Linked DNA regions of Homo sapiens: region 1 is linked to region 2. Evidence: chromatin loops called from intact Hi-C (ENCODE). Cell type or tissue: B cell. All regions are shown on one strand. Links, peaks and the distances in the headings refer to the core of each region. The heading gives the core; the rest is flanking DNA.

Region 1 (10,179 bases), core at 1,164-9,163, 1.2 Mb before region 2:
AATTCAGGTCTGTAATAGTTTGCTCTCCGTTTCTTTCAGGTTTTCACCTAAATCCTCCCCTCCCAGTCTCTCTGACCTGCTCACATTGGTTTACCAATTGCCTTAAGGTATCTTATTCTTTCTGGCATTTCAACTCCCTACTGTCCTGTCCCCAATTCCATGCCAGAACCTAGTTGTGCATTCTTCCTTAGTTACTATAAACTTACTATACTTACTATGGTGATGTTCACAGACAACTTGCTTAATGTGTGTTTTATAATTTAATTGATGGGCCATATTTCACGCATATTATTCCATATAGTTTATTTTAACTAAACTTTTTATTTTGGAATCCTTTTAGATCTACAGAAAGGTTGCATAGATGGTGTAGTTTCTATATATCTTTCACTCAGTCTCTCCCAATGTTAACCTCTTACACAACCACAGCACATTTGTTGAAAGTATGAAACGAACATTGGTTCAGTACTATTAGCGGAACTCTAGGCTTTATTTAGATTTCACTACTTTACCACTATGGTCTTTTTTTCTGTTCCAGGATCCAATCCAGGATCCTACATTGCATGTAGTATAGAGGTTTATTTCTTTGATATTTCCTTTAAAGAAGAGTGTTTGAAAGAATGACATTGGTCTCAATTTATATTTTGGGGAGAAATGCAACCCTGAAGAAAACATCACTCTATGCCACAATTAGGAAACCAGCGTCTTGCAGTTCTGTTCTCTTTGGTCTGAGTAGCAATGTTGTGTTGTTGTCTTTAGTCTGAACCAGTCCTTAATTTACATTTACTTATTTATTTATTTTAGACGGAGTCTCACTGTGTCGCCGAGGCTGGAGTGCAATGGTGCAATCTCGGCTCACTGCAACCTCCGCCTCCCAGGTTCAAGCAGTTCTCCTGCCTCAGCCTCCCGAGTAGCTAGGATTACAGTCACGCACCACCACACCCGGCTATTTTTTTTTTTTTTTTTTTGATATTTTTAGTAGAAGCAGTATTTCACCACGTTGGCCAGGCTGGTTTCAAACTCTTGACCTCAAGTGATCCGCCCATCTTAGCCTCCCAAAGTGCAGGGATTACAGGCGTGAGCCACTGTGCCTGGCTGGGTTCTTAACTTTTAAAATATAGAAAACTCCATATAAACACCAAATCTTTGACATCTCTTGAAAAACCAGAAGATCTGGCAACATACATCCTGCCTGCACATCTAGCCATAGTTGTCTGCCCCTGGGTAGAGGCTGCCCCCTTTTCCTGGGGCAACATTCTCCTCTCTGCTGTCTGCTCCAGTGGTCTCTATTTTCTGCCCATGGAAGCCAAATGTCGATTGTCCTATCCTCTCGACTGTGCTTGTGTTTGCTGTTAGGCCATGCCCTAAGCACACCTTTCCGTTTGTTCTGTTGGCTCTTGTAGGTGTCTGATTTTGCTTGTATGCCTCTCAGCCTTAGGACTCATTTAAATTAGAGGGCAAATAGCTGCCTGTCTCCAATTAACCTGGGCCTGCAATGCAGCTCAGGACGTGCATGGGACTGGAGAAATTTAATTATCCTCCTGAAGAGGGAGTGTGCTTTTACTGTTGAAGAGAAAAAAACCAAAGAGCATATCAAATAGGTCTGTATAAATGTTGCCTTAAGATGGAGGGTATTCTGAAGCTCTTGATCCTGAACTAGGCTCAACAGAGCATGGCCGGCAGCGTTGAGGTCGGGGACAGAGACCCACGTAGTCAAAGGACTTGCACTCTTCCACATGGCAACGAATCTGCTTCCTGCCTTGTATTTTAGAGAATTAAAGAAAATTCCAATTCTAAAATGAATAATGCAGCCCTGGGAAAACAAGTAACAGTGGAATTGTCTAAATCTAGATTTATGGTTCAGATGCCGTTGGTTGGAAATTTTCTTTTTCATATAAATTGTAACCATATGTAGCTTGAGATTTGCTGGTTTAGCTTAACCTCCCAAATAATACTTATTTTAGAAATATGTTTATATTTTCATTTTCTTCTGGAGAAAGGCTTTTATTGTATCATCATTGTTTTGGTATTATTCTAATTTTTATTGTGCATTAAAAAAAATCTTATTTTATTTTTAGTTTTTGAGACAGGGTCTCACTCTGTCACCCAGACTGGAGTGTGGTGGCATGATCTCAGCTCACTGCAGCCTCTGTCTCCCAGGTTCAAGTGATTCTCCAGCCTTAGCCTCCCGAGTAGCTGGAACCACAGGCACATGTCACCTCACCTGGCTAATTTTAGTATTTTTTTTGTAGAGATGGGATTTCACCATGTTGCCCAGGCTGGTCTCAAACTCATGAGCTCAAAGCCATTCACCCACCTTGGCCTTCCGAAGTGCTGGGATTACAGGTGTGAGCCACTGCGTCCAACCTATTGTACATTTTTCCTATATTTTGGAAAAATTAAAGTATGGGAAGTATATCGGTCTCATGGCAAAGCATCTAGAATGCAAAGAACTAGAACTTACTATTTTAACCTTTTGAAATAGAGCAAATTCCAGAGAACTTGTCTTTCTAAAAGTGAAGGAAATTTAAGAGTATATTTCTTCTCAATCAGTTTATTGAGTGCGTGCTGAGAATCTGTATTGGTAATTTTTATTTTTGGAAAAAAAAACTTCCGAAACAATTTAGTAGTTTTGAATGAAAGATGACTGTATGCAAATCAAATGTTCAACTGTTAATAAATTAGTGTTTGAGGGCAATTACATTTCAAAGATATAAAAATCAAAGGAAAAAAATTGGGGAAACGTTTGAAGAGAGAAATAAGGTGTTTTCTACAAGATTTTCTTTCCATAGCCCCAAACCTTTTAATAAAAGAGAACAATTTGAATTGTGCCTATTATTTAGAAAGATGAGTGATAAAATAGCCAGTCATATATAGGTATATATATATATATTATTTTATTTTATTTTAGGTTCCGAGATACATGTGCAGAATGTGCAGGTTTGTTACATAGGTAAACGTGTGCCACGGTGGTTTGCTGCACCTATCAAGCCATCACCTAGGTATTAAGCCCCGCATGCATTAACTATTGATCCTGATGCTCTCCCTCCCACTGGCCAGTCATATATTATTATCCAGCTTTCTTCTGGGAAAAAATTATAAAACTATACTTATTATATTTGGCTCTAATATGTTTTGCACCCATATTGTTCATTCCCTAAGCACTGTGCTAAGTATTCACATTCATTAATTCAATTAATCCTTACAAAAGCTGAAAAGGTGTGAATTACTATCTCCATGTTACAGATGAATAAACTGAAGGGCAGAGAGAATAAGCAAGTTGATCGATAGCTGCTAAGTGGCAGAGCTGGGATTTGAACTTAGGTGTGTATGATCTTTCAAGCCTGTCAACTGAACTACTCCACACACTGCCCCTGCTAATTGCTATGGCGTTATGTCCTGTGATTCCTATGTGATAAGAAATAAGAGAGCAAAACTATCTCTCTGGCTTCAGCCACCCCTGCTGTTGCCGTGAGCAGGAAGCAGGGTTCAGGGGTCTCCCGACCTCTGGTTTCTGTGGCACCCATGTCCTGACCAGATCTCATAGGCTTGGAGTTGCAACTACATATTTTCCAATTTGTGTGTTTTTTATTTCCCTTCCTAAAGGGATTTGGGCCAGCTTGAAGATAAAAAACACAGAAACAATCAAACCGGACATACTAACACAAGATTAAAAAGACCAAGTGGATTTAAAAGAATTACATTAGAAAGCCAAGTTAGGGCCGGGCACGGTGGCTCCCTCCTGTAATCTCAGCACTTTAGGAGGCTGAGGCGGGTGGATCAATTGAGGTCAGGAGTTTGCCATCAGCCTTACCAACATGGTGAAACCCCGTCTCTACTAAAAATACAAAATTAGCCGGGTGTGGCGGCGCACACCTGTAATCCCAGCTACTTGAGAGGCTGAGGCAGGAGAATCGCTTGAACCCAGGAGGCGGAGGTTGCAGTGAGTCGAGATCACACCTTTGCACTCCAGCCTGGGTAACAAGAGCGAAATTCCATCTCAAAAAAGAAACAAAAGCCAAGTTAGAAGTGAACGTTTGAAACCCCAAAGAGTGCCGATGTTCTAGGCACCTAAGAGAAGCAGAGAAGGAAAAAGTAGTCTATGTGATCCCCGGTGGTGATGGTGTCGGGGTATACAGGCAGACCCGGGATTTTTAAAAAATTTTATTTTTGTTATTATTATTTGGTATTTTCAGCAGAGACGGGGTTTCACCATGTTGGTCAGGTTGGTTTTGAACCACCGGTCTCAGCCTCCCAAAGTGCTGGGGTTACAGGTATGAGCCACTGCACCTGGCCAGACTCGGGATCTTGAAAGATGGCTTTTAGCATTTGCTGAAGAGCTAGTTGCAGTAAGAAATGTAAGGACCACTGGCCATGATGAGTTTAGCACCTCTCTTCCTCACATATCCATTTTTATGAGTTCTGTGTTCTATATGAGGGCAAGCAATCCAATTGGACCCAGACCCCCTTCCCTCCCAAGGAGCTGCGTGTGATCTCCAGCTGAGGAGAGGCTTGCACTCACAAGTAAGTACACTTCGAAGGCGATTTGAAACACAATACTGATCATATATTTCAGAAGAGGTCAAACACGAATTTGAATACAAGCAGAATCAGCATTTGCTCAGAAGAATAAAGGCAAGTATGATACTGAAGGTTCATAAAGGGTCATGGAGTAAACACAAACATTACGTTCTCTCTGTTATCTGAGTTTTTCAAGTTTAGGGTACAAAACATGAAGTTCTCTTGAGTATGGATGAGCTGGAACAAATCTTTTTTTAAAACGTTCTCAGAGAAAGTATTTTTAAAAACAAAAGAAAGATACGCATTTTATATGACTGGAAAAATGACCTAGAAGCAGCACGAAGCCATCCCAGGAGAAACAGCACTGGCTTTGAAGTGATAACCGTTAGAGTTGGCTGTGGGGTGTTTCACGACAGAGCTCGTGGGTCACCAGCACTCATGTTAGAAACACAAGTGAAGGCAGGCTTCTCTATTTCTTCTGCAACACCTAGCACCAGAGCAGTCCCACCTTGTTGCATCAATGAAGGGCTATGATTCACATTACTGTCCATATGGTGTGTGCCTCCTGAAGTTGTACAGTGCACAACCTGTGTACCCGTACACAGCAGCCCTGAGAGAGGGGGATCTCTTTGGGTTTTGAAAAGTTTCTCTTTCTGTTTTATTGTCTGCTGGATGGGCAAGTATAAAAATGTAAAACCAATGGCTTGGATAAGTATTTCAGTGTGCTTATCTTCGACCCAAAAACGATTGCTGAAGAAGATGAATATAGAATTGAATTTTTAAATGGAATAATGTAAAATATAGAAAATGGGTTGGTTATCTTCAGAAATTCTGTGGTGATTCTTTTTTTAGGGAAAGGAAGCCTTGCTGGACGCAGTGGCTCACGCCTGTAATCCCCACACTTTGGGAGGCCAAGGCAAGTGGATCACTTGAGCCGAGGAGCTCGAGACCAGCCTGGGTAACACGGGACCTACAAAAATAGTAGAGGTGGGGTCTCTACAAAAAATCACTAAATGAAGCGGGAGGATCTCTTGAGCTCAGGGATAGAGGCCACAATGAGCCGTAATTGCGCCACTGCCACTTTCACCTGGGTGACAGATTGAGACCTTGCCTCAAAAAAAAAAAAAAAAAAAAAAGGCTTCCACGAAGTAAATAATCGTTTTATATAGAAATACATCAGAAAAATTCGGATTTGTCTACATTCAATCTGCATGAAGGGCATTGCAGTGCATGGATCCCAGCTCCGTGAGTGGAAAGCACACGCCGGAGGGCGCTGCTGTTGCCACTGCATACCCAAGAGCCCACTCGGACCCTCCAGCAGAGGGCGCAGTGCTGCCTCTGCTGTGCACCGCTGTGCCGCCTCCGCTGTGCACCGCTGTGCACCGCTGTGCCGCTTTAAGGAAATGAGAAGCCTCTGTCTCTGCCTTTCGAAAGCAGAGGTAATTAATCAGTGGGGGCACTGTGTGGGGAATGGGGCTTTAGTCCCCCATACTCTTGGTCAGCTTCCCCACCCCAGCCACCTCAAGCAACCACATAATATAGGGAAGAGGGCAGGCTTGCTGTGCCAATGTAGCTCCCAGATGACTTCCCAAGCTTTCTGGAAAATTAGGAACCAACAGGGAAATGATTTTATTTATCGCACAGGGATTATTCTTACTTATAATCCTAATGCACAAGGATTAGATGAGTTAATCTAGTCCAAAATGCTCTTGTAAACTGCTCGTGTAAGATACCATTGCACGGATGTAAATGCTGGATACTCATAATCCCGTGATCCCCATACATGACTGTGTATTTGAATCTGGGAACTTCAAAAATACTGATGCCTGGGCCACTCCCAGAGATTGTGATTTAACTGGCATGCAATGTGGTCTGGGCTTTGGAATCTAAATGATCTCCAGGTGATTATAAATATGCAGACAAATTTGGGAAACTCTGCTGTAGTCCATTTCTCCCCTTCTCTCAAGGTAAGCCTGTTGTTGGCCCCTTTTGTCTGTGTAATGATAATGATGATGACCACGATGATGAAGACCATGAGTGTACATACAATAATTCACCATATTTGGCCCTTCTGAGATTTCTCTTTGGAGAGATCCCTACTGGATTATAACACACTGACAATAGAGCTTAGCCATAAATATCGTAGGATGTCTGCTTTCTTTCATTTCCTTGTATGTCATATACCATATCTTGAAACTGTTGGTTGAACTACATTTTACTTTTGCATTAAATATTTCTGAATATCTGCTCTACATTAGGCATTGTTAAAAAACATTTCAAGGATCCGATATTTGAGTCCTGGGCAGATACTGGCGTGTTCAGAGAAGATGTGTTATTAATTTGGCCACTAGATGGCAGGACTTTGTAAATCATAATGAATATAAACCAAAGCGCATAATAAAATTCTTAATATAAAAACAAATAAATGGCTCCTAGGTGAAGATGGAGCAGGCTTAGGTAGTATTCTAAGGGAAATGCAGTTTATCTTTGATGGCCTAGAGAGTCCCCTTTCTCCCGTCTGTCTGGGTAGCTCCAGGGCTATCAGGACCACCGGCCCCCACATTGGTGCATGTGCTCTCTGCTTCACTCCTGAGCTCTCGGTCTCTCCTGGTGATCAGGAAGGGCTGGACAGCAAACCAAATGGCAGACCACATGGATCATGCTAATTCCAGGCCAACTGATGCAAGACTGGGGAGAGTGAATTTTTACTTTTCCCCATCCATAGTTTCTTGCAGGCAACAGTGCAAATAGAAGAACCAGGAAGGAAAGGTGGGTATGCTGCTGCAGGATTTATAACTCATGCTGACCCCATGAGAGGAGGAAGCCACAGGCCTGTGGGACCCTAGACGATCAGGTGCACTGGCTTGGGTGTACAAGCTGCATCAGCTGGGATTCAGGTTGTCTTCAGATTTAAACTATTACAGGTATGTAAGATAAAGGTATTTAGATTCATGCCAGGCTATTACCTGTCAGTGCTTGCAGGTGACTATGTATTTTTCTGCAACTATTTGTTAAAAAATGTTTAGCTTCAGGTCAAGTAAGCCCTCTTCCTAAGCCTGAGTCCTTGGGGACACTATGCCCAGTTTATGCCACAACTAAAATGCCCACACCCTAATTTTCAGCCCACTAAGTTATAGATCAAAACTGCTCTTCAATAGTAATGACTGAAAGTGTTTTTGATATAGTTAGGTGGACAAAAGACCTCTGTAGGACACCTGTCTGTCTCATTCCCACTTTCCAATGGAGAAAAGATCTCAGTGATAACAATGGAATGTTGCTTTGCAAGCATTTTTGGCTATAAACCTCAGTCTTTAGCAATAAATATGGTGAAGACCACGAACATTCATTTACCCCTTCCCCAGGCCCATGGCCACACATGTGAAAATGTGTTTGGAAGCTGAAGAAAACATATTGAGCTTGTTAATTGAAGATGTACAGAAAATATTGTTTTAAAATAGTTCATCAAGTCAGGCATGGTGGCACGTGCCTGTAATCCCAGCTACATGGGAGGCTGGGGCAGGAGGATCACTTGAGCCCAGGAGTTCAAATCTAGTCTGGCCAATATAGTGAGACTTCCATTTCTAAAAAATAAAAATAAACAAATACAAAGTTCATTATATATTTCCTGATTTTTCAAATCCTTGTAAATTTCCCAGTTGCCTTCACAGTTAGGTGCCAGCGTGTGGCTGAGTTCTAGCCAGTACAATGTGAACAGATGTGGCATTAAACCTCACATACTCCTCCATGACTTTCCCCTCTTCCTGCTGGCCGGAATGATAATGACTAGAGTGTTCTGGGAAGCCAAATTTTGAAGATGGCAGAGCCACCATCAGCCTGGGCCTTTGAATGACCATGTGAAACAGAGCCCTTCTCTTCCCTACCCCCTACTTTATAAACCAACTCCCTTCCCCAACTCCTATCCCTTCAAAGTGTTACGTGAATCAGAAACTTCTCTGTGTGTGAGCCATTACATTTTTCGTTCTACCTGTCACAGCGCTTTAGGTTGTAACAAAGGACGTGCATGGTTCACACTGGAACTCTCCATCTTAGGCACCTTAAACCCTGCTTTAGGAAGATGATAGCCCCCCCAAGTGGCAAATACATACTTGGTTTGATGAAATAACTGACAACAAGCTAGCGTAATGCTTTACAATTGAAAGCCATTGAAAATCACATTTAAGGCAACGTTGATTGTGTACTCCAGTGTTCCTGAAAAGTTTAGGAATTTCAGCTGCATGCAGGCTTTATGGTTCACAGATTTCATTGTAGAATGCTGAATTAGAACTCTCGGTGAACCCTAGTCACATGCCAGTTTTAAGTCATGAATACCTTACTTTACTAAACTAAGTAATGTTTTATAACTTGCCTAGATGGAAAGCCATTTAAATACAGTGATAGATTAGTAAGAGATAACCATGTGGCAATGGGGGAAATCAGTGACCTGGGTCATACTCCTGGATTTCCCACTACCTTCGGGCCATGGACAAGCTATTAGATTGGTGTAAAAGTAACTGCGGTTTTTGCCATTACTTTCAATTCATACTTCACCTCCCCGAACCTGAGTCTTCTCTCCTTAAGCAATGCAGATGGAGGTGATTTCTTCCAGCTCTAACATTTTACCATTCTATAGTCATTATTTTTTTCTTTTTTGCTCTTTTAGAATTTAGTTTTTATTTCTATCAGTTAAACACCGATGGTTTAAAACAGGGATTTGCAAACCTTTTCTGTAAAAGACCAGATAGTAAATATTGTAGGCTTCGTGGGTCACACAGACTCTGTGGCAACTACTCAACCCTGCCATTCTCCTGGGCAAGCAGTCATAGACAACACTGAAATAAATGGACGTGGCTGTGTTCCAATAAAAGTTTATTTGCAAAGATAGGCAGCTGGCTCCCTGGCCATAATTTGCTGACCCCTGTTATACAGGGCCAGATGTCTTCCTGCTAGGACCCACTGCAGCCATTAGCAATAATTTCCTGCACTGCACCTCCCCACCCCCAGCCCCTGTGGCTCCAGTTTTTCTTCCCTGGATATAACCACTTTTTTTTCTAATTAACCTCCATATCCCTCAATAACATGTGTACAGAACAATTTCTGCCCAGAAAGCTTGCTCAGGTTTAACCAGCCCTCCAAATGACTCACATTAAAGTTTGAAAGACATGCTCCAGATAATTTTTTCACATTATTGTATATATATATATGTATTTAAGTTTGCTTTTTCTTAAGCCCAGTACTTCTGTTACTAGCCCTACCTTTATCACCAGTTCCAAAGTTTCTCTGGCACCATATCTTCCTCTTTCTTTTAGACTCCTTCATTTGGAGGCGGGGGCTGGGGGGAAGCCTGTCATCCAGTAGCTTCCTGAGGAATGGTAGTTGGGAAATATATTTTTGACGTTCTGCAAGTCTGAAAATGTCTTAAGCATGCTTTCACACTTAACTCAAAACTTGGCTGATGGTAGAGTTCTTGATTGGAGACAGTTTTCCTTCACAATGTTAAAGGCTTTATTCTATATACTTGTAGTTTCCATTGTTTCTGTTGAGAGATTCGAAGCATTTCAAACCTTGTAATAAGATTGTTTCTTCCTCAGTTTTCCTCTCTGGAAGCTTCTCTGAGCTTCTCTTTGACCCTAGCATGTGTCTCAGTATGGTTCTATTTTCATC
Region 2 (10,179 bases), core at 1,539-9,538:
CATGAGTCCATGATCTTCTGATAGTTTCAGATGTCTCAGATTAGAAGATGGAAATGACTGATTGTTTTTCTCAAATGATCTCTAAGATCAATGAGCCAGTCCAATGTACATATTCAATATTTAAAAAGATCAAAAGTTGCTGTTATCATGATATAGTTGATTTTTGTTTCTCTTGTTTGTACACTTTGGGCCATAGAGAAGCTATAAGAGACAACTCTGTATCTTTTAGAAATGAGCATATATTTACAAGGAGAAAAGCCTTTTTATGTCACAAAGGATACTAGTATATTTATCAATTTCTAGGCCTTTAAAGTGATGTCTTTAGTCCTGCAGTTTTCAAAGTATGGTCTGAGGAACTATTGGGTTTTTTTTTTTATTCCCAGGAGTTCCTTGAGGTCAAAATTATTTTAATAATAATATGAAGATATTGTTTGTGTTTTTTAATTCTCATTCTCTCAAGAGTGTGCCATAAGAGTTTTCCAGAGACCACATGGTGTGCAATGAATATCATGCTGATAGCTAATAGAATGTGTTCTTGTGTTTTAAAACTTTCTCAGTTTTAATTCCTAATTCAATAAATAGCAATAGATAAAACTCACATAAACACAAGCTTTTGGAACTTCCAATAATTTATGAGTGTAACGGGGTCCTGAGACCAGAAAGTTATGAGAACTACTGCTTTAGTGATTGACAGAGAAAATGAATCAAGTTGAACAAAAGTTCAGAACTTGGGATATTTCAAATACCATGGCTAATAACATAAGCCAGCATCATCTTTTATTGCTTTGTAGATATTAGAGACACGAAAAACCCTTGGATTCTGTGCCAGAGCTTAAAAGAACTAGAAGCAATTGTTTCTGAGTTCTTGTTTCAAATCCAGTGTCTGATTTGGAGTTGTGTAATCTCTGTGCCGTTGACATTTTGGGCAGGGTAATTCTTTGCTGAGAGGAGCTGTCCTGTGCATTGTAGAATGTTCACAACAACCTTGGTCTCTGCCCACTTGATACCAGTAGGAACCTCAGTTGCAACAACTAAAAATGTCTCAAGACATTGCCACATGTTCCCTGGCTGGCAAGTCACCCAGTTGAGAACCACTGTCTCTTAAGGCAAAGTATCTGTTGTCGCGACAGGACGTTTCTGATTCCCTCTCATTGTTTAGAATTTATTCACATAGCCATTCCTAATTGTAAATAGGCTGGGTTATCTAATATTTATTCTAGATGGGTATATGCCAGCTAAAATTGGATGTTGTATTACTGTGACAGAAGAAGAGAACAAGTATTGAGGGACAGCTCCCAGTTTTCATCATGTGTGGAAAGAGAATCTATGCTTGAAATATTTGTGATGGTGATAGCACATTCTATCAAGTCTAGGAAAACAAGTCACTGGATTTTACTGAAGTATTTAGGTGTAAAAAATTGAAGGCCCTTCCGTGAAAAAGTTCTAATTGGTAATTTCATTTTATGCAAACCCCTATTATGTTATTATTTGAGAGAGTTCAAGCGTACTTTTTATCCTTGGTAAATATTACACAGTAAAAAATTCAAATATCAGAGACAATACAAAAATAATTGTACAGGCTCTTTGCTTTCTTTAGTTACGTTTTTGTCCAGAAATATGTTTTTGTGCATATTTTCATACCACAAGTTAAATTATTTTTCAACTTTCATTAAGGTTTTATCGTCTCTCTTGATGGTGATTGTTCACAAAGAAACAAAATATTTATCTATTAAACAGAGTGTGATTTGCATGAGGTTCTCCCAGAAGTAGCACCTGAGTCAAGGATTCACATTCAAGGAGTTTATTTGGAGAATAAAAGTAGAGGAGCGGAGGTGTGAGACAGAGAAGGGAGGAATCCAATAACAGGTGTACTGTTGAGCACATTTCCACTTTAGGAGATGGGCTGCAATCCCATTAGGGAACCCTATAAGCCAGTATAGAATACAACTCAGAGTTATCCCACCCAACGGACAAGGACACTGAGGTATTTATCCTCCAAATCTCAGCTGCTGTTGGCTCAGGGCAACATCCAGGGGCATTAGGTCCCTGGCACTTCTGGCTTTCCTTTTTTTCCCTAGTCAAGAGAAAGCTTATAGGCAGAGAGCTGCTTATGTGTGAAGCTGGATGTCATGGGATGTCCTGAAGCAGCGAGTGCTGAGAGGACATGATGGGGTACCTACAGCATCTATTCCACCCTCTACACTGGTTGGTTGGCTTGGCTCACTCACCAGCCTCTGGCCCACCAGCCTTGCTCTATGTTATGTTGTGGGCTTACTAAGGTCAGATAGGCAAAGGAAAATGAGCTGAAGCTGGACCTCAAAAGGATGCTGACAAAAATCCTTGCATGATGAATAAATGGTGAATGAACTTCATCAATGTGATGGTCAGGAAAACATAAACATTAACAAAAATATGAAGCTAGTTTTCAGGAGCCATAGCAATATAGTTTTAAATTCCAACCCAAAGGATATCTGCAGAGCAACAATGGGAAATGGAATTTTTTGCTGTTGTTTGCTTTGAACATATCACAGATTCCTCTTCTCTAGGATGTTAATCAGGGCCATCTTGGATCGTACTTACTGTCAGATGTAAGCCAGGCCACTGTTAATGAGAGACTGGAATGCAGCCCCAGAATCGGTGTCTGCTTCAACACAGATGGGCATGGGGATGAGAGATGCCGGGTGGTTATGGAATATGGGGAAAAAATATGGTGACTTAAAGGAGGGCAGAGGCCCTTAAAACTTCCTTTTATAGTACATCAAAGCTGTTGATCATTGAGGAGAAAAAGCTTAAGGTGGGCTACTGGGACCTGCCGCTTTCAGCAAGAAGGCTCATTATTTTGAGGATAAGTAAAACAAGTAGCCTCATGTAAGGATGAAGCGCTCTTCAGTAGATGTTGGTTGAGTCCATATGGCTTGCAGAACATCACATTAAAGTTTGCTGACTCATTCCATGCAAGATTTAAGCAATTTTCCCAAGGAGACAATATGGCTGTCTCCATATAAATGGGAATAATTCTAGAAGGTAAACATTAGTCAGCACAGAGAATGATTTGATGAAGAGATAGAGACTTCTATGGGTAATGGGGGCAGACATAACACAGATACATGGGAAGCAGGGTGGCTAAATGCAAGTGTGTTTTAAGCCAACAAAGGTAGCAGTGGCCATGGTGGAGGAACTGGAGAGAGGGGCCACTTGTTGATAATTTATTCCTACCAGCTCTTATTGCAATAAAAAGAAACTATGTAATACCGTATGTGGTTAAAAATTTGAAACTAATAAGATAAAGGAGGATGATGGTGAAATGGGGGGAAGAAAATAAGATGGTATCAGTATATAAAAATGCACGCTATGAGATACTGTCTCCGCACTGTTCAATATAGTAGCCCTTAACCCCATGGAGCTGTTGGGCACTTGTAAGGTGCTGAGTCCACATTGAGATGTGCTGTTAGGGTTAGGTATGCACACTGGATTTCAAAGACTAATATGAAAAAATGTAAACTATATCATTGATAATTTTTATGTAGATTACATGTTAAAATTATGATACCTTGGCTACACTGGGTTAAATAGAATATAGTTTAAAATCAGTTTCACCTGTTTCTTTTCACTTTTTTAATGTGGCTACTAGAAAGTTATAAATTACATAGTGGCTCTCATTTGTGGTTCACATTGTATTTCTGTTGGACAGGGCTGTTCGCTACCATGGCCTGTACCAGTGGTTCTCAAAGGGGGATGATTTTGCCCCCGAGAAGACAGTTGGTAATGTCTGAAAACATTTTTGGTTGCCACTGCTGGAGGGGAGGGATGCTTCTAGAAGCCCTCTAGTGGGTAGAGGCCAGGGATGTGGTCAAACATTCTATGATGCACAGGAAAGCCTCCGCCATCAAGTATTATCCAAATGTCAATATTGCCAAGGCTGAGAAACTCCACTTTACACCATAGATATAGGGTACTGGGAGCCCAATATGGAGGTATAGTATTAACCTAAGTGTGAGGGTGTAAGCATCTTCTCTAGAGTGTAGACAGTGGGACCCATAATAACACCCTTCACTGCTCAACTGCATGTCAACAGGCAGTACAGCAAGCACCTGATATTGATGTTATTTAATTCCCATGAGAGCACTATTGCGGTAGGCAGCATCTCCATTTTGAATCTAAGTCAGCTGATTCCAGCTTATGGGCTTTATCGCCCACAGAGATAAGAACTGTAACTACTTCAAGTCTCTTGAGTCCATTTATTTCTTTCCATTGTAAGGGCCTACTATCCTAGATAAGGCCACCTAACTAGTCTCTAGTCTTGACCACTTCAGTCCTCCAGTTCTTTCTCCATGTCACAGTGATCTTTCCAAAAATCCAAAACCTTTCAATATTTCTATAATTACTCTCAGGATGCAGCCCACATTCTTTATCATAGTCTAGAAACTATTACTTGGTTTCAACACATTTTTGTCAAGGATACACAATGTATTTTGGACAAAATATGGTAAGAATCACAAAATGACTGCAAGATGATGCATGTTAATGGCTGTCACTACTAGAGATGCATCTTGAAGACAGGATTGGTGACCTTTCTCTCTGTAAACAAAGACTTTTAGGGCAGTATTTTGCTTATGTGGGACCTGTGAACATTTGGGTAAAACATGTTTATGCAATTTAAATGATTATCAAACCAACAATAAGTTTATTGAAATGAGAAGATTTTAATTTGGGAATTTGATAGGAAGATACATGTTGTTTGTTATACTATAAATCTACAAATGATCAATTCTTTGGAGGGAGAGGTTCTGATTTGTATCTTTTTCTGTCTCCAGCAATAACGAGTATAAAGTAGGTTTTGATAGTTCCACCTTAATTAAATTACAAACTTTGTGATGATCCTGAAATGTGTATTTTGAATAAGGGATCTTAAGTGCCACCTAGTGGCAATGAGGGGATATATTACACATTACATTACAAAATGTATTAGTTTTGAAATTATAAAGGATCTTAAGTGCCACCTAGTGGGAGTAAAGGATTATATTACACAACATACTACAAAATAGAGCCGTTTTGAAAATGTAAATGGTCTTAAGTGCCACCTAGTGGAAATGAGGGGATATATTACACTTATTTTAAAATATGTTACTGAAAAGTTGTCCCCTTCTCGGTGGTAGCCCCAGTATGACTTAAACGCTGTGAATACAAAAATGGTATCTCCTTAAAATTATGCATTCTCATCTTCTTTATTCAGTTTACCTGTCTGTCACACTGCCCTCTGGACATCTAATTTTTTAAAAAAGAAATTTTTTGTATGAGTTGAAACAGATGAATCCTGAAATCTGAGTGAAATTTTGAAACTGCAAGTTTGTTTCTCTCTTATGTAAGAGTCCAATGAGGATATTTGGTGGACAGCCTTCCTTGTAGTGACTTGGGGATCCATGCTCCTCCCATCTTGTAGTTCAGCCAGACTTTAGGGCAGAGATCAGCAAACTGTTTCTGTTAATGGCCAGATGGGAAATATTTTAGGCTTTGTGGACTTTCTGGTCTGTGTCAAAACTACTCAGCTTTGCCTTTGTAGTGTGAAAGCAGCTGTATACAATATGTAAATGAATGAGTGTGGCTGTATTCCAATAAAAGTTTATCTTTAATGCTGAGATTGGAATTTGATAGGTTTTTCATGAAATAGTCTTCTTTTTAATTTTTCTTCAACCATAAAAATGTAAAAAACATGATTAGCTCACAGGCAGTGCAAAACCAGTTTGTTAACACTTGCCCTAGGGCTTTGGAATCCTTACTTCCAGCCAGAGGCTGGAGAAAGGATCTTGCATGGGAAGTTTTTTTCTAGGCCAGCCTGTAATCAGTCAAGCACCATCCCATTGGCCAGAACACAGTCACATGATCACAGACAGGGTGGAGAGGGAATAGGTTTTGGTGAACACATAGCAGTGTACCCACAGTCTCTAACACAGTCCACCCTGTTACTTTAAAAATAAAATTTTGTTATTCATTCATTTATTCTTTATCAGTTGATGCCATTTCTTAGCCATGTTCCCTTGGTATTTATCATTACACGCACATGTTCGTGAACATATCCACTTTAAGACCTTGTCTTTAAACTCGGTACGTATGTATAAAGTGATTATGATGAACATAAGAAATGGCATCAGTTAATAATGAATGAATGGAATTGTATTTTTAAAGAAATACCATGAACTGTATTAGAGATTGTGGCTACAGTGTTGTGTGTTCAACAAATCTTTCTCTAACCTCCACCCACATGGTTGAAAACAAAGGAGACTTCGAACCCCAGCTCAGTGTAGCACCAATGCCTCAATAGCATCCTTGGAGCAGAGCTCCTCAAATGAGAATGTGCATGTAATTGTCTGGTAAATATTACCAGCACAATGGGGCCTGAGCTTCAGAATTTTTAATACTGGTTATGCTGATGTTGCTGGACTGTGGAACACACTTTGAGTTGTAAGAATAAGTGTACTGAGCTAATAAGAGAAACCACGTTTCTTCATCTCTGTAATCACCGATAGTTTTGACTGTAATAGCTGGGACCCCAGGCAGCTGTCTGGATTTTGGAGAAAATGAGGATATAAAGGGAATGTGAACTGAAGCTCAAAGCTTGGGATAGCTATGGATTATAATAAATTTTAAAGCAACAACTTGCAAACAAATGGGTATTATGTATCTGATGCAGTTCAGGTTTTAAAAATAAATCTTACAGCCAAAAAAAAAAAGAACCCCCTGTCATTAATCTAGGTTGACAAACATGAAAGAAAAGTTTAGGAAAGAAAGGAAACAGAGAGATGGGGAAGAGGGGTAAGGTGAGTGGGTGGGTGGAGGAATGTCTTAGATTGACTAGAGAAATGGGTTTTGCTTCATGGGATTTTTTCATATTTCCAGGAGAGGGCAGCCAGTCCCCACTCTAAAAACAATGTAAACTTTTACATTTGCATCTACCATTTTCAGAAAGTATTGTGATATACAGTGATTTTTTAAAAAACTTACTTCTGTCCATTCTATTAACCATAATTGGAAGCTCAATATATACGAAGGGCATTAAACTAAGAGTCAAACATCTGAATTTGGAAGGTCCTTTTTCCTAGATCTTAGCAATTCTGTACCTGCAGGCAAGTTGATGAACATCCTAGATTTTTTATATGTAAATTAGATGCAGTAAGACTAGATCCGCCTCCTGGAAGGATGGCAGATAATTAATGAATATTGTTTGTGAAAGCCCTGTATGAATATATTAATTCATTCATCTATCCATTCACTTGTTCAGTCACACATTTAAGCCTTAACGTGTTGCAGTGCTGGATGTCGAAATACAAAATGACCGTCACACAGATTCTGCCTTCAAACAACCTATTGCTAACTGAAGAAAAATAGTATGATTATGCTATAATTGAACTGCAAAGTGACAGTCTAATAAGGCTTGGTAGGAGCACCCTCTACTGACAACCCTGACCTGCTGTCCTTTTCTCCCAGTACTTGGCACTTCACTCATTCCATTCCAGTTACATAGGCCTCCCCCAGCTGTTCCTCAGACTCAACAAGTTCTCTATGTTTTGGGGAATTTGAATTTCGTTTTCTTGCCTGAAGTGTTTTTCCCTTAGTTATCCACATGGCTCATGCTCAAGGATTTTTAAAAAAAGATCTCTGCTCCCTTGTACAATTCTTACAGAGGCCACTCAGAGTACATTATCTAAAATAGCACCTCAGTTACTCTCTATTTCACCCTCTCTCAGTCTGCAAATTAAGATGTCATTCCCTAAGGCATCCATTGTATGCAATGAATTAACTTCTCTCGTATGTATCGAGAATGGTAATAGCTGTGCATCATCCTTGGGAAAATTGAGAATATAGTCTGTCAAAGTACTTTCTGTGTTCTGTGGTTTAGATGAAGATAGCAAGTTGAGTCCGTGTTTTACTTTGCTTTATAACAGTTTTCACTTACCAAACACAATATTATGAATATATTTAATTTGTTTTTCTCTCCTTTCTCACCATTAGAACACAAACTCTAAAAAGGTAGGAACCATGGTTTGTTCAATGTTGTATCTGTAGCACCTACACCACCATGTGCCATCTCCAGCTTGGCATATTGTAGGGTAGGCAATACACTTTTGTTGGATGGATGAGTGTGAATGACGAATGAATGGATGAATGAATGTTGAGAATGCACTCAAGAGGTAACTCTTGATCTGGGTCTTGTAAGATCAGCAGAATTTTCCTTGGTAGATGGGGATGGGAAAGGTATTCAGACACAGTATGGTTTAATGCCACAGTCTTGTAAACTTGAGAGAGCCATATCCAGGTAAGGCAGTGGCTTTCTGAAGTGGCAAATCCATACCTATTGTAGTTTTCCTGATTTTTGTCCTTCTTTGGAGAGTATTATACACTGCATATACATTGTATTATTCACAATATATTTTTGACAGAAATAAGTTGTATTTCCTGAGCAGACACCTCCACTTGTTGATGGCCTGTGTACTAAGGAAAATACAGATTTTAACATTAGCCTAAATACCACATAATTAGAAATTTAATCTACTGGGGAAAATATCATTAAATTTTCATACTGCATATATTACTTTGACTTATCAGAGTTATTCTTCTCTTATTAATAAAAGAACAAGGTGTCAGTTTACTCACTGATTAAAATAATCATATTATTCCATTTCAAGAGCCTATGTTTTCAATAGTGAAATGCATGTTTAATGATCTTTAGATCCATGCTACTCAAAGTATGGTCCCCGGACCAGTGCCAATTCTTAGATAGTCCTTGCAGGTCTGTAAGGATATATGCAAATCAAGCAAGAGTAAACATTTAGAAACTTTTATAGAAATTTGGCACCATAATTTTATATCTATTGAACCTAATTTTTAAAACTGGGCTTGTGTTTCATGTGCTTCCCTCCACCCCTTTTTAGTAATTTATTTTATTTTTATTACATTTTACAAAAGTATGATTCTGCAATGGATTGGAAACAAACAAGCAAACCTTGTCTTTCAATACAGGTCATTTGAGAAACACTGCTCTAGAGCATGATTCGTGCACTGCCTTTAGTCCCACAAAGCCTAAACTATAGGGAACACTGAGAATTTAGCTTGGAGTCGAACTGACCTTAAACCAGGTGACAGTGCCTGTTAATAGTGCTGATAGCTGGCATTTATCAAGCACTTACTATGTTCCAGACATTACACTAAAGACTCGAGAGATTTCCCTTGCAGCAAGGGCCTGAGAAAAGTAAAAGTAGATGGGGGAGAGGGAGATTGTGTGTGTGACATCAGAAGCACACACAGATGTTTCTTGCTCTATCCAACTTCTTTCAGGGATAGAAAGTCTAGAATGACAACCACTCCACTGACAGTTACACTGATTTGACATCCATTTTCTTTTATTTCTGGGTTGGTTTTAGTAATGTTTTGGTAATATAAGCCATTAAGCTTACACATGGGTACAGGAAAGGCTGAGTTTCGGGTTGTTTGTTTATGCATGCATGGATGCCTTGGAGACCTGGTGGAGAACCCAAAAGCTTAATAGCGGCCTTTGCTTAAGGAAACCTGGCCTACTTCACCCAGGGGCAAAGCTATTAGTGTCCAGAATCTGGGCCCTGTTGCATAAAGATCTTGTTGTAACTGGTTCAATTCTAGGAGGGCTGGGGAAATATGTTTTTTAGAAGCCTTGAAATTTACAACCTCATTGTCCATTGTGGTCTTTTCAAAGCATTCAAAGAATCTGCATTGATAACAGTCTGTGGATTAAAAGGACAAGCAACCTTTGCTATAGTTTCCTGCATTTGGAAACCCTGTGGACCCTGCTAGGCAACCCTTTTGGTAAAAGGTAGGCAGCGAAATGCAAGAATCGGTAGAATCTACACAGCATCTGGGCTAAATCAGAAGTATGCCAGAATAAAAGGGGAATATATAACATATGCCCTTGGTAAGCTGGACTTCACTAGCAGGGCTTCATCTCCCTCTGTGCTGAAAGGTTAGCAAATATTTTATCTAAACGTGCCACAGAAAAGCACCATAGGTATTGTCTATTGGTAGAATAAATAGTTCAATCAATAGCTCAGTGTAGTTTAAGTTGAATTTAATAAGACTTTGGAAGCAGATGGACTAAAAGAAACACAGACACACACAGAATTTGGGGCCCTTGTTCTGTAGCGATTGCTCATA

What was found. Peaks named below come from ENCODE experiments on the same cell type or tissue, not always from the same donor. Only the 100,000 strongest peaks of a DNase experiment are listed, where the experiment ranks them.
Region 1: a loop joins it to region 2, with 28 times the contacts of the local background. A loop is called at or near these places in 9 of 110 quality-filtered maps.

What each region holds. Positions count from the first base shown.
Region 1 is chrX:12,767,310-12,777,488 of GRCh38, reverse strand. No RefSeq gene overlaps it. Among named protein-coding and RNA genes, the nearest start is that of PRPS2, 19 kb to the left of the region's middle. In B cell, for the core only: CTCF peaks have their summits at 5,608, 5,820 (motif pointing right), 6,715 and 6,916 (motif pointing right); DNase peaks (open chromatin) are centred at 5,858 and 6,858; H3K27me3 peaks cover 199 bases.
Region 2 is chrX:11,528,147-11,538,325 of GRCh38, reverse strand. All of the region lies in intron 1 of ARHGAP6 (Rho GTPase activating protein 6), which reads left to right. Among named protein-coding and RNA genes, the nearest start is that of ARHGAP6, 130 kb to the left of the region's middle. In B cell, for the core only: CTCF peaks have their summits at 4,782 and 4,981 (motif pointing left); a DNase peak (open chromatin) is centred at 5,005.